Regions from separate parts of the Homo sapiens genome. Here all the other regions are linked to region 1. Evidence: chromatin contacts called from ENCODE Hi-C or POLR2A ChIA-PET data. All regions are on one chromosome and are shown on one strand. The core of a region is the stretch at or near the end of the contact, and the rest is flanking DNA. Distances in the headings are between cores, read along the strand shown.

Region 1 (3,582 bases), core at 638-3,137:
TTTCAGTCTTTGGGAATTTATCCCTATTCCCTAGCCCCCCAAAAAACCCACCCCTGTGGTCCTGATAGTTTCCTCCCTTGAGAATCTAGATCCCTAAGACACTCCTGCCTCTCGCCTTCTTGGTCCCATCTGGCGGCTCCTTCCTCCTCAGCTTTCCTTGAGTTTAGGGCTGGCCCTTGACCTTAGTGCCTGAAGGATAGAAGGTGGGGACATTTCTCGAAGTTGGTTAGCCTGTTTTCTGGCTCGGGGATCGCCTCCTCTTCTGTAGGGTAATTGTTTCCCATTTTCATTCTTACCCTTCCCACCACCTGTTTATATATGAAGGGTCAAGAATACCTATAGCCCTGAGTCCATCCTCCCTGGCTCCCCAAGAAGGTTAGGCTTGATTCCATGCCAGGCATGTTGAGAAGACTGCAGACATGCTCTGTGTGACAGAGTGCATTTTATGATGCTTCAAAGCAAGGAGGCAAAGATAAAATGATTTCATTTTTCTATTTTCAGCTTTTTTGAGTTGAGGGTTGCTGGCCTATGAACTTGATCACAAGAGCCTTATTTATTTGGAAAAATGTATTCTAAATTCTAAGGACTAGACATGTTAGTGTACTACATTCTAAAATTTTTCTTAAATTGGGGCCTACCTATAGTGTATAGATATTAATGCAGTCATTATATTGTGTTAATAATTGGGACTACAAGCCTTAACCAGAGTCTTAGAATTTTATGAATTTTAATTTATAATTTTATTTTAAGGGTGCCACTAGAAACCTTGTGATTAACTTTAAGGGCTTTTTGGCTGTAATGACTGTAATTAGGATAATTATGCATACTTTCTTTAGCATTGTGTCAACATGATAGTGAGGGCATAAACAGCCAAGAAGCAGTTATAGGTATTCCCTGCTCATTTTGCATTCATCACACATTCATTGAATGTTTTGTACTTATCTCAAATAGTAGAGGATACCAATGGTGTAAGTTTAAGAATTACATGGTTCTTGTCCTCCAGAAACCATGGAGTCCAGCAGGAAGGAAATGACATACTGGTATTTGGCAGGCAGAGATGGAAGTTTGGTTTGAAGAAAACCTTTTGTGCTGATGTTACAGCTGCTGCAGTCACTAGCCACATTCATTGTGCAAAGGCTGGAGGATTCCACAGTCAGCATGGAAGGGACCAATTAGTCATGCGTGGGTTTCATCCTTGCCTCTATAAGAAGTAACATCTCAATAGTCATGGTGGTGTTTTGAATTTAAATAATCACACATTATTTCTTGGTATGTTTTTCAGATCGCCAAATATTGTGGTTTTGTGTCACATGTGCATTATTTGTTAAAACAGGATTATGGTGTGAATGATGGAGCTGTTTTTTTGGGGTGGCGGTGGAGGGTGTTATGTTTAGACTGTCACTCTTGCTAGGCATCCTTTGCCTGACTGTGTGTAAGGTGTGGCAATCTCAGTAGTCACATTGGCCCTCCCATTTCCCGTAGTCTTTGGAAATCTGACCGGCAGCATTGAGAAGTAAGTAAAAGGGGTGCCCTCTCAGATGTCCCTTCCTTTTAAGGAATGATGTGTATCAAATCACAAGATCGGTCGGGGAAGGAGCAGCGTGACACAGGTGTATCTTTTCTGTGGTTTGCGATGAGGCATAAGTGCATAAATTCCAACCAGGAAAGGAAGTGCAGGGAATTCTACTCTCAGGACATCCTTATGGTCCTGACAACTTCTTTGGCAATGTCAGCAGCCCTTGGCATTTTGTCATGCATTCTTCTCCAACTTGAAATTCAGGCTTAGTGCATGCAGTATGCCACAGTCAGGCTTGTGGCTACTCCAGGAGGGGAGCTGTGACTCATTCTTGAGTCACTTGGCCAGCTTTGGTTTCAATTAAGCAAATGAATGAAAACAATTAAAAACAGAAGTTGCCGACTAAGGCTAATAAAAGGGCAGCAGTAATTTTTGTCTACTGTCACTGTTGTTTCTCTAGATTGTCATATCTTTAAAAACTCGGTAAGACAAATCTGTTAGTGTTTGATTTTAGATTTCTTGTTTATAATCTAAAAATCAGACCCAGAATCTGATTTACCTTTTTGGTTCTAATCTAGTTATATTGTAATTCTAACACTATGCACAACTAATTTATATATTAAATATAGAATTTTTCATTGGCTAAATGCACTTTCCTCAAATTTGTAAGAGGTTTTCCACTATTCAAAAGTGTTACATGTTGCATTAAGTCATTGTTGATTATTCAAATTATTTTCAGATTTATTTTCCAAGTACTAAAAAAAATTGTGGGTGTATTTTCAGGATGTTTTATCTATCAATTCATATTTTTGAGCCCCTCCTCTCCCTTCTCAATTCACATTTTAAAAATTATTAGTTCATCAAATCTAGGAACTGTAATAATGTCCTACGTTTACTTTTCTCCCCAAATCATAAAATTTCAGTAAAGTTTCCAAAAGGGGCATAAATGTGTCCTCATCTCTCACACACTGAAAAGCAAAATTCTTCAACTGATGGGGTATTTTCACCTCTTTGATGTCTGTGTGCCTCTGTCATCGGTGTAGTTCAGAGCCTTATCTCCCTTCCATTAGACCATCACCTGATATACCATGGTTTCTTTCATCTCCTTGTCATTGTAATAGGAACACCTTTCCCTTTGCTGGTTAACTCCTATTTCTCTGCAAAATACAGCATAGGTAATGGCCTTGGTTGGCCTGTCTGTTTTTGGTGCCTCTCCTGTGTGCCTCCCTAGCACTTCCCCTTTGTCATGGTGCACACCACTGCACCCTATTGTCCCTTTGCCTCTGCCTACCTTGCTGTGAACTTATTCAGGTCACGGATGGTTTCTTACTCATTTCTGTAACTGCAATGAGTAAGTGAGTGAATGAAATGTTCATCCTCATTCTGATGGGGAAACTTATTTCTAATTTTAGGGACTGAGGACCAAATTTGTGTATTTGTCAGACCTGGCTTTTCATTTTCTCCAACCACTGAACATTTCAGTGCTCGTAACACTGTAGGAGAGAGTAGACCCTGTGGTCTCTGTGCAGTAGGTGCTGCTGCTCCTTTCTTCCTGGAGAATTATATATTTACTTCTTTGATATACCTTATCACTGTGAATTTTATTTGCTGACTGGCAGTGTAAACTCTGGCTTTCTAGAGGTTTATCTTAGGAAGAACTCAATATTTATTCACTTGAATGAAATCAAATAACATTTGGCTTAATTGCTTTAAAATGAAGGAATAATTAGAAGCAACTGCTTTGCTTTGGAGAACTGTAGGAAACTGTAATCTTACAGCTGTAATTGCCCCCAAATGGAGAAGACCTTAGGAATTTATGTTGAAAGTAGAACACTGCCAATTGTTCTCATTGGCAAATTGGCTGATATGAATGTTTGCCAACCGGAAACTTGCCCCATCAGTTCGCGTAATCTGTGGGAGGTGAATATATTTTATGAAGAAAAGTGATAGAGGGAAATTAGAGGCTATTGTTACTAGTGTGTGATGGGTTCATGTACTACCAACTCTTCTCCTCAAAGCTGCAGATAGCCTGGTCGTGCAAGAATTTGTTTCTTGTAGCACGTCTC
Region 2 (3,582 bases), core at 647-3,146, 120 kb after region 1:
TTTCAGACTCACAGTCAATGCACATCTCATCTGAACTCAAATTTAGTAAGTCTAAAATGGAACACTTAATTTCAAAATTCATATATGTGCTTCTTCCCCATCCTTCATTTTAGAAAATGGAAGAATCATTATCTGCAGTTTCTAAAATCATAAACCTGGACACTATTCTTGATTCCCTCATGTCTGTCATCACTGTTGTAAGCAAGTTTTTCTGATTCTGTCTTCAAGAGTCATCTTGAATTTTTCCATCTTCCTCCTTCTCCTTTGGACTTTGAAGCGCTTTCTCATCGATTGGATAGTGGGTAAAATATTACTTTTCTTGTCTCTTCAGCCTAAGTAGCAACTCTGAATATCCATTCCCACAGTCTTCCCTATTATATCAACTTGTTTTATTGTCTTCCTAGTATTCTCTCATCCAAAATTTTATGGCCTGTTTATTTGCTTACTTGTCTTTTGTCTCTTCCTTTGAGAATGTAATATTAACAGAACAAGGAAGGGTCTTGTTAACTTCACTCTTCACATGTCCATATTACCTAGAAAAGTGCCTGGTATGTAGTAGGTGTTCAAGACATAATTATTATAGAAGGAATGAACCTCTTTTGCTACTATTTTAGTTCATGCCAACATCATCTTTTGCCTGGACTATTACAGTAACCAAGTACCCCCATTTTTTCGAAGAGATCATTTAATTATTTTTTTATTATTTATTTATTTATTTATTTATTTATTTATTTTTTTTGAGATGGAGTCTCGCTGTCTCCCAGGCTGGAGTGCAGTGGCACGATCTCGGCTTACTGCAAGCTCTACCTCCCAGGTTCATGCCATTCTCCTGCCTCAGCCTCCCAAGTAGCTGGGACTACAGGCACCCGCCACCTTGCCCGGCTGTTTTTTTTGTATTTTTAATAGAGACGGGATTTCACCATGTTAGCCAGGATGGTCTCGATCTCCTGACCTCGTGATCCGCCTGCCTTGGCCTCCCAAAGTGCTGAGATTACAGGCATGAGCCACCGCGCCCAGCCCATTTAATTATTTTTTTTTCCCCTCTTTTTTCTCATTCCTCCAGTTCCTTACTTCCCACTTATCCCTTTGGAAATGCAAATATAACCCTTTGCCTTCCCTTCACCATACATTCCCTACAGGGCAAGTTCTTCTAACCATGGGCTCCAAGATTGATCTCTCTTCCAGAGTTAACAATTTACAAACCAAAGCATGCCCACTGTGGAACTCTCACCCACCAGGAGTTTTGCCTCAAGAGATAACAGTCAAAAAGTATGCCTGCTGCTCTCTCCCACCTGGTGAGTTTTTGCCCTAGTCCTGCCCACAAAGGCACCAGCAGTCACCAGCTCAACCAGTCAGTAGATAAGGCACTGAAGCTGGCATAAGGACCCCAATCCCCGGCTTCCTCCCCTGCATGCAATTTCTCTTTAAAAGTGCCCACTTTCTGCTCCAAAAGCAAAGCAGTACACTTAAAGGCAGGCCACCTGTACTTCTTCCCCTAAGATAGCTTTGGAATAAATCACTTTCTTTATACGAGACCTTGCTCTTGTTAATTGGACTCTGCAAGCGGAGAGTGAGGAAACCTGCATTTCGGTTACATTACTAACTAATCAGGTCTCCCTTTCCTGCTCTTGCCTTCCTGCAATCTATTTCCATAGAGCAGCCAAAGTATCCTCTAACAGTTCATCTCACACTGTGCACTCCCCAGCTGGAAGCTTGTCTTTGGCTTTTCCATGCATGTCCTGGCCCCTCCAACCTCCTCTGTCTTCCATTTTACTGTGGACGTGTCAGCTGTCTACCAGCTCCTAGAACACGCCACACACTTTCTCCCACCTCTGAGTCATTTACTTTGCTGGTGCTCTTCCTGGATTGTTCACGATCTTCACATGACTGGCCCCTTCTCTTTGAAGGTTTTATGTCACAGTGTAAATGACACGTTTTTAGAGAGGCTTCTTCTATCTGAGTTGGGTTTTCCCTCCTTCATTGGCCCAGCACCAAGAAGAATTTCTTCACAGAACTATTGTCTATAATTGTTTTATATCTTTGTTTACTGTCTTTCCCATTTTTGGCTTCATGAGGAAGGACATTCTTACTCTTTTTTGTATTTTAATGTCTATCATAGTTCTGAACAATCAACACTTATTTGCCAAATCAGTGAATACACATGCTATAACATTTATGTTTTTCCTTAGGTGTCTGAAAATAGTTTGTCTTCAGGATTTTGTCTTCTAAGGATATGATAACAACAATGATTATTTAAGAAACTTGAATAACAAGATTAGTAATGTTTCTATAATATCTTCTTCTATAGTAAATCTAAAGTGAGGAGCTTGCTTTTTTATATTGTATTTTTCCAGAGACAGCTTCATGAGTCAGAGGTACCTCTCAATATATGACTCACATAAGACAGTGGATTTATACTGTCAGCTGCCTTTTTATACCTTCAGTCATCTAGGTCATTAGGCAGTTTGCATTCTTTTCTCTTGGTTATATAGGTATTAAAGAAACTTGCCCCTTATTATACATTAAAAAAGTGGTAAGCTCCTATTTTTTCTTCTAAGTATATGGATTGGAAAGACTTTTAAAAATGGGTGATCAGAGAAATGAAGGTCAGTTTTTTCCTAATTTTTAATTTTTATGAGTACATAGTTGGTACATATGTTTATGGGGTACATGAGATATTTTGATACAGACCTATAAGGCTTAATAATTACATCAGGGTAAATGGGGCATCTGTCGACTCAAATATTTATCATTTCTTTGTGTTATAAATATTCCAATTATACTTTTAGTTATTTTTTAAATGTACGATGAATTTTTAGTAACTGTAATCACTCTGTTGTGTTATCAAATACTAGATCTTATTCATTCTATCTAACTCTATTTTTGTAACTATTATCCATCCCTACACCCTACCCCCCCACTCCCCTTCCTAGCCTCAGTAACCATTCTTCTACTCTCCATCTCCATGAGTTAAATAGTTTTAATTTTTAGCTCCCACAGATGAGTGAGAACATGTGAAGTTTGTCTTTCTGTGCCTGGCTCATTTCACTTAGCATAATGTCCTCCAGTTCTATCCATGTTGCTGCAAATGACAGGAATTCATCATTTTTTTATGGACGAATAGTACTCTATTGTGTATATGTAGCACATTTTTCTTTATTCATTCATCTGCTGATGGACATTTAGGTTGCTTCCAAATCATAGATACTGTGAACAGTACTGTGATAAACAGGGGAGTGCAGATATCTCTTTGATATACTGATTTCCTTTCTTTGGGGTATATACCTAGCAGTGGGATTGCTGGATCATATGGTAGTTATATTTTTAGTTTTTTGAGGAATCCTCTTACTATTCTCCATATTGGCTATACTAATTTACATTCCCACCAACAGTGTATGAGGGTTCACTTTTCTCCATATCCTCGTCAGCATTTGTTACTGCCTGTCTTTGGATAAAAGCCATTTTAACGGGGTAGAGATGATATTTCACTGTAGTTTTGATTTTTATTTCTCTAATGATCAGTGATGTTGAGCAGAGGTAAGTTATTTTTGTATGGCAACCCCAGACTTCAGAAAAGAAAAA
Region 3 (3,582 bases), core at 446-2,945, 94 kb after region 1:
GAAATGAGCTGGGTACCTCAGTTAGAAATGCAGAAATCACCCGCCTTCTGCATTGGTTTCACTGGTTGCTGCAGACTGGAACTGTTCCTATTCAGCCATCTTGCCCAGAATCCAGGAAGAAAACTTTAAAAGTTAAAGTCTCTTATAGGTTAGTTAAAGTTATGTCTTATATAAGATAGTTTCATCATGAATACTTCTCAGTTTCCAGTTTTGTTTCTTTGTCATGAAGTTCATTCTCTTCTCCCTTTTCCAGGAAGAATCATCTTCTTTGAACCCCCACAGTGGAAAGCTCCCCGCTCTGTAGGGGTACGTTTTATCCTAGGATTATCTGTCACAACTGAACAGGCAAAAGACTCCCCCAAAAATGCATTTTTCCGTGTCTGATTTTATCAGTCTGGAATAACCCCATGGGGGGAGAGGGTGAAAAAACTTGGTGCAGACAGTGTGGGATGAAGTTTGGCTTTCTATGTTCCAGCCCCTTCTGAATATTCCTCGGTAATGTGGAGGTTTAAATACGCCTGCTCATACTTCAGCAGATGGCTAGTGAATTGAACCACCTTCCTCATATATATATATATAAATATATATATATACACACACACACACGCACACATACATTTTTAATCTCAACAGTGTAATTCTAAGACAAAAGTCTATAGATGATTAGTGAACATTTAGAGTTGTGATAGAAATCCAATTTGAGCTACCACTAGAACTGATAATAACTAATGTTTATTAACTATATATATATATATATATATATATTTGTGTTGTGCTAAGGGCTTCACATATCTAGTCAAATTCTAATGACAATTTTATTAGTAGGTACTCTTATCATCCTTATTTTATATATACAAAAACTGAAGCACCAAAGGTTTATAGGAAACTTACTCAGGATGTGTGTTTAAGAGTCAGGATTTAAATCCAAGTAGCCTGATTCCAGAGCTGTCAGTTATAATGCCCACCCAGGAGCATTATGCCTTAGGTTGAGCATAATGTGGAGAATTTGACTCATAGGTTTCACGATAAATTGGAACAGCCAAACTATTGGGAAGGGCGGAGTAAAGGTGGACTTCAGGAACAAGTGGAACCAGGAATTCAAATAGCATTCTCTCTGTCTGTCTTTTTTCTCTACTTTTTTCTCAGTAGGTCTGCTTCTGCTCTCATCATAGATAAAGTTCCTCATGATAGGAATATGAACACTTGATGTTAATATTTCCATATTAATGAAATTAACCATCATTAATTTCCATATTATGTTAATATTTCTCTCATTGGAGAGACTGTTTCTTAGCTATGGTTATAAAAATCGGGAGAAATTTCTAGACAGATAACGATATCTGCCTAAGTCTGTGCCCCCTCCCAAAATATCCTACATATGATAGAGAACAAGAAGAAAAATTAAAATGCGTAAAAATGACACCCCCTGCATAACCAGAAAACCAAGGACACCCAAACTTCAAATTAACTAAGTTTTAAAAAAAAGAAGAATGAAATCTCATTGAGCTATCTCTCATACCTTGCCTCAAACCTTTGCTGTGAACAAGAACAGTTTAAAAAGCTGCATGGGAGAGAAAAGAGATGCCAAAGATTAAAGTGAAACTACTGCCACAGAAGTTCACCAGATGGGTGGAAGTACCGAAACAATTTCCAGTTTGGCTCACAAAGGCCCAACTATACACTGTTTATAAGAGACACACCTGAAACAAAATGATTCAGAGGTACTAAAAATCAGTGGGAAGGACTGCAGTTGCCTCACCTTGAGTCAGCTGTTCACTCCTGGGCCACTCAACTGTGGCCAACAGTGCAGAGTGCTTTTTATTTTTAGCTATTCATCTCGCAACTCCCTTCCCTTGCCATTCAGCTATGTCCAAGGTAGTGGACTCATTTTAGAATTTGGGAACTAAATGTTTAAAGCAATGTCTTAAAGAAGAGGGGTTCCACACTCAGAAGAGGGAGGTACTAGGTAGACAATATAAGTATGAAGGTAAACATTTGCTAGAAATTGTTTTTCAGTATTCTCTTTAATATTCTTATTAAATTGATTTTTGTTTTTGAGTAATTTGGGGCATGAGCAATGGTAGTATAGAAAAATTTATTACTAGGTAGTGAAACTAGAATAATGCTGTCTAATAGAAATATGAGAGCCATAAATGCAAGCCATGTAATTTTAAATTTTCTAGTTGCTACATTTAAAAAGTGAAAAATTAATTTTAATAATACATTTTATTTAACCCAACGCACCCCAATTATCATTTAAACATGTAATCAATACACAAAGTATAATGAGATATTTTCTGTTTTTTTTCCTTATTCTTCCAAACCCAGTTTGTATTTACACTTACAGCACATAGCAATTTAGACTAGCCTCATTTCAAGTGTCTAAAGTGATGGACAGCTCAGACCTAGAGAGAGGAACAGTCATTTAGTCATTTTAGCATAATAAATGAAAAATAATACTTGAATCCTAAAATGTGTTTTATTTCTACTTCCCATCGCAGTTAAAGTGTGCCCTATCTAATGCTTTTACTTTGTGTTTTTGTATGTTAATGATACCTATTTTAAATTGGGGCATGTTTATAGCTTGATCTATGGCACCCACAAGCAGTGATGGAGTGGAGAAAGATTGTTTTCTCACCTCCTTTAGATCTCTGTTTAAATATCCTTGTTATAGATGCCTTTTCTGAACATTTGAAACAAAATAGCAACCGCTACTGTTTCTCCTCAGCCTTCTGACAATTTCTGTGCCCTTTATATTGCTTTAGTTTTTTTCCCCATATTTCTTATTACAGCTGATATACCATTTATACTTTTAAAATTGTTTCTTTTTCTACCCCCCCCTTTCCCCTAAATACACCAGAATATGAACTTTGTTGAGGACAAGAACTTTGTGCTGTATTCACTGCTATGTTACCATATCCTAGAACAGTACTGCACATAGAAGATGCTTAGTATTTTCTGAGTGTATGAATGAATGAATTTAAGACCATATGGCATTCACTATTGGTGTATATAATGGAACTCCCATCATCATTCCCCTGAGTGGTCTCCCTTTGGTACTGGCCAACTCTGCCCTACCACACTGCTGTCAGTCAGCTTAAACCTCAGTTCTTCTAGCTAAGACCATGGCAGTAGTCTCATTGTGGTCTCACTGCCTCCAGCCTTCCCGTATAAGCTATTTGATTGCCAGATGAATTTTTTTTTTTTTTAAAAGCATCTCTGAACATGTTGATCCCTTGCTCAGAGTTTTCACTTCCTTCCAGTGGTTTATAGTTCTTCACACTTGCTTTTAGGAGTCTCTGAAATATGCTGTACTTATATCTTGGTCTGTTGCCAACTAGACAGTTTGCCTTTTATTTTTAAAATGCTTTCAGTGCTTTCTCCTCTTCTTTTCCTTTGTATCAACTACTTTTTGTTCCTAGTCACTTTTTTTCCTTTCCTGCCTTGACCAGAACCCCTGACTTAACTTTTGTTGCTTCCTTTACGTTTCTTTAGGGCACGTTAAGAACGTTAACTTTGAGCACTTCCTGATGGATTGATCATAGAAAGGCTGTGAAATATGAATAGACAATGAAATGTCAT

Evidence for each region. Hi-C counts contacts between places; a loop is a spot of excess contacts on that map. ChIA-PET counts read pairs that join two places held with the same protein, here RNA polymerase II (POLR2A). Pooled maps may share reads with other maps.
Region 2: a map of natural killer cell shows a loop between it and region 1 (4-fold over the local background). The contact joins two enhancer-like sites. A Hi-C loop is called at or near these places in 5 of 168 maps with a recorded cell type or tissue (endothelial cell of umbilical vein, heart left ventricle, heart right ventricle and 2 more) and 15 of 50 pooled maps. POLR2A ChIA-PET finds 5 or more read pairs at or near these places in 1 of 52 experiments (OCI-LY7).
Region 3: a map of natural killer cell shows a loop between it and region 1 (2.5-fold over the local background). The contact joins two enhancer-like sites. A Hi-C loop is called at or near these places in 3 of 168 maps with a recorded cell type or tissue (heart left ventricle, heart right ventricle and natural killer cell) and 4 of 50 pooled maps. POLR2A ChIA-PET finds 5 or more read pairs at or near these places in 4 of 52 experiments (OCI-LY7, activated B cell, activated naive CD4-positive, alpha-beta T cell and 1 more).

The regions. Positions count from the first base shown.
Region 1 is chr1:107,934,881-107,938,462 of GRCh38, reverse strand. All of the region lies in intron 1 of VAV3 (vav guanine nucleotide exchange factor 3), which reads left to right. Among named protein-coding and RNA genes, the nearest start is that of VAV3-AS1, 28 kb to the left of the region's middle. RefSeq lists an enhancer at 1,651-2,187. Within about 2 kb of position 1,887, at least 15 of the 41 ENCODE cell types and tissues checked have a DNase peak (open chromatin) inside an H3K27ac peak, as active enhancers do; they include OCI-LY7 and natural killer cell, where a contact is called at or near this core.
Region 2 is chr1:107,819,810-107,823,391 of GRCh38, reverse strand. The region is part of intron 2 of VAV3 (vav guanine nucleotide exchange factor 3); the gene reads left to right. Among named protein-coding and RNA genes, the nearest start is that of MIR7852, 76 kb to the left of the region's middle. Within about 2 kb of position 1,896, at least 2 of the 41 ENCODE cell types and tissues checked have a DNase peak (open chromatin) inside an H3K27ac peak, as active enhancers do; they include natural killer cell, where a contact is called at or near this core.
Region 3 is chr1:107,840,549-107,844,130 of GRCh38, reverse strand. All of the region lies in intron 2 of VAV3 (vav guanine nucleotide exchange factor 3), which reads left to right. Among named protein-coding and RNA genes, the nearest start is that of MIR7852, 55 kb to the left of the region's middle. Within about 2 kb of position 1,695, at least 5 of the 41 ENCODE cell types and tissues checked have a DNase peak (open chromatin) inside an H3K27ac peak, as active enhancers do; they include OCI-LY7 and natural killer cell, where a contact is called at or near this core.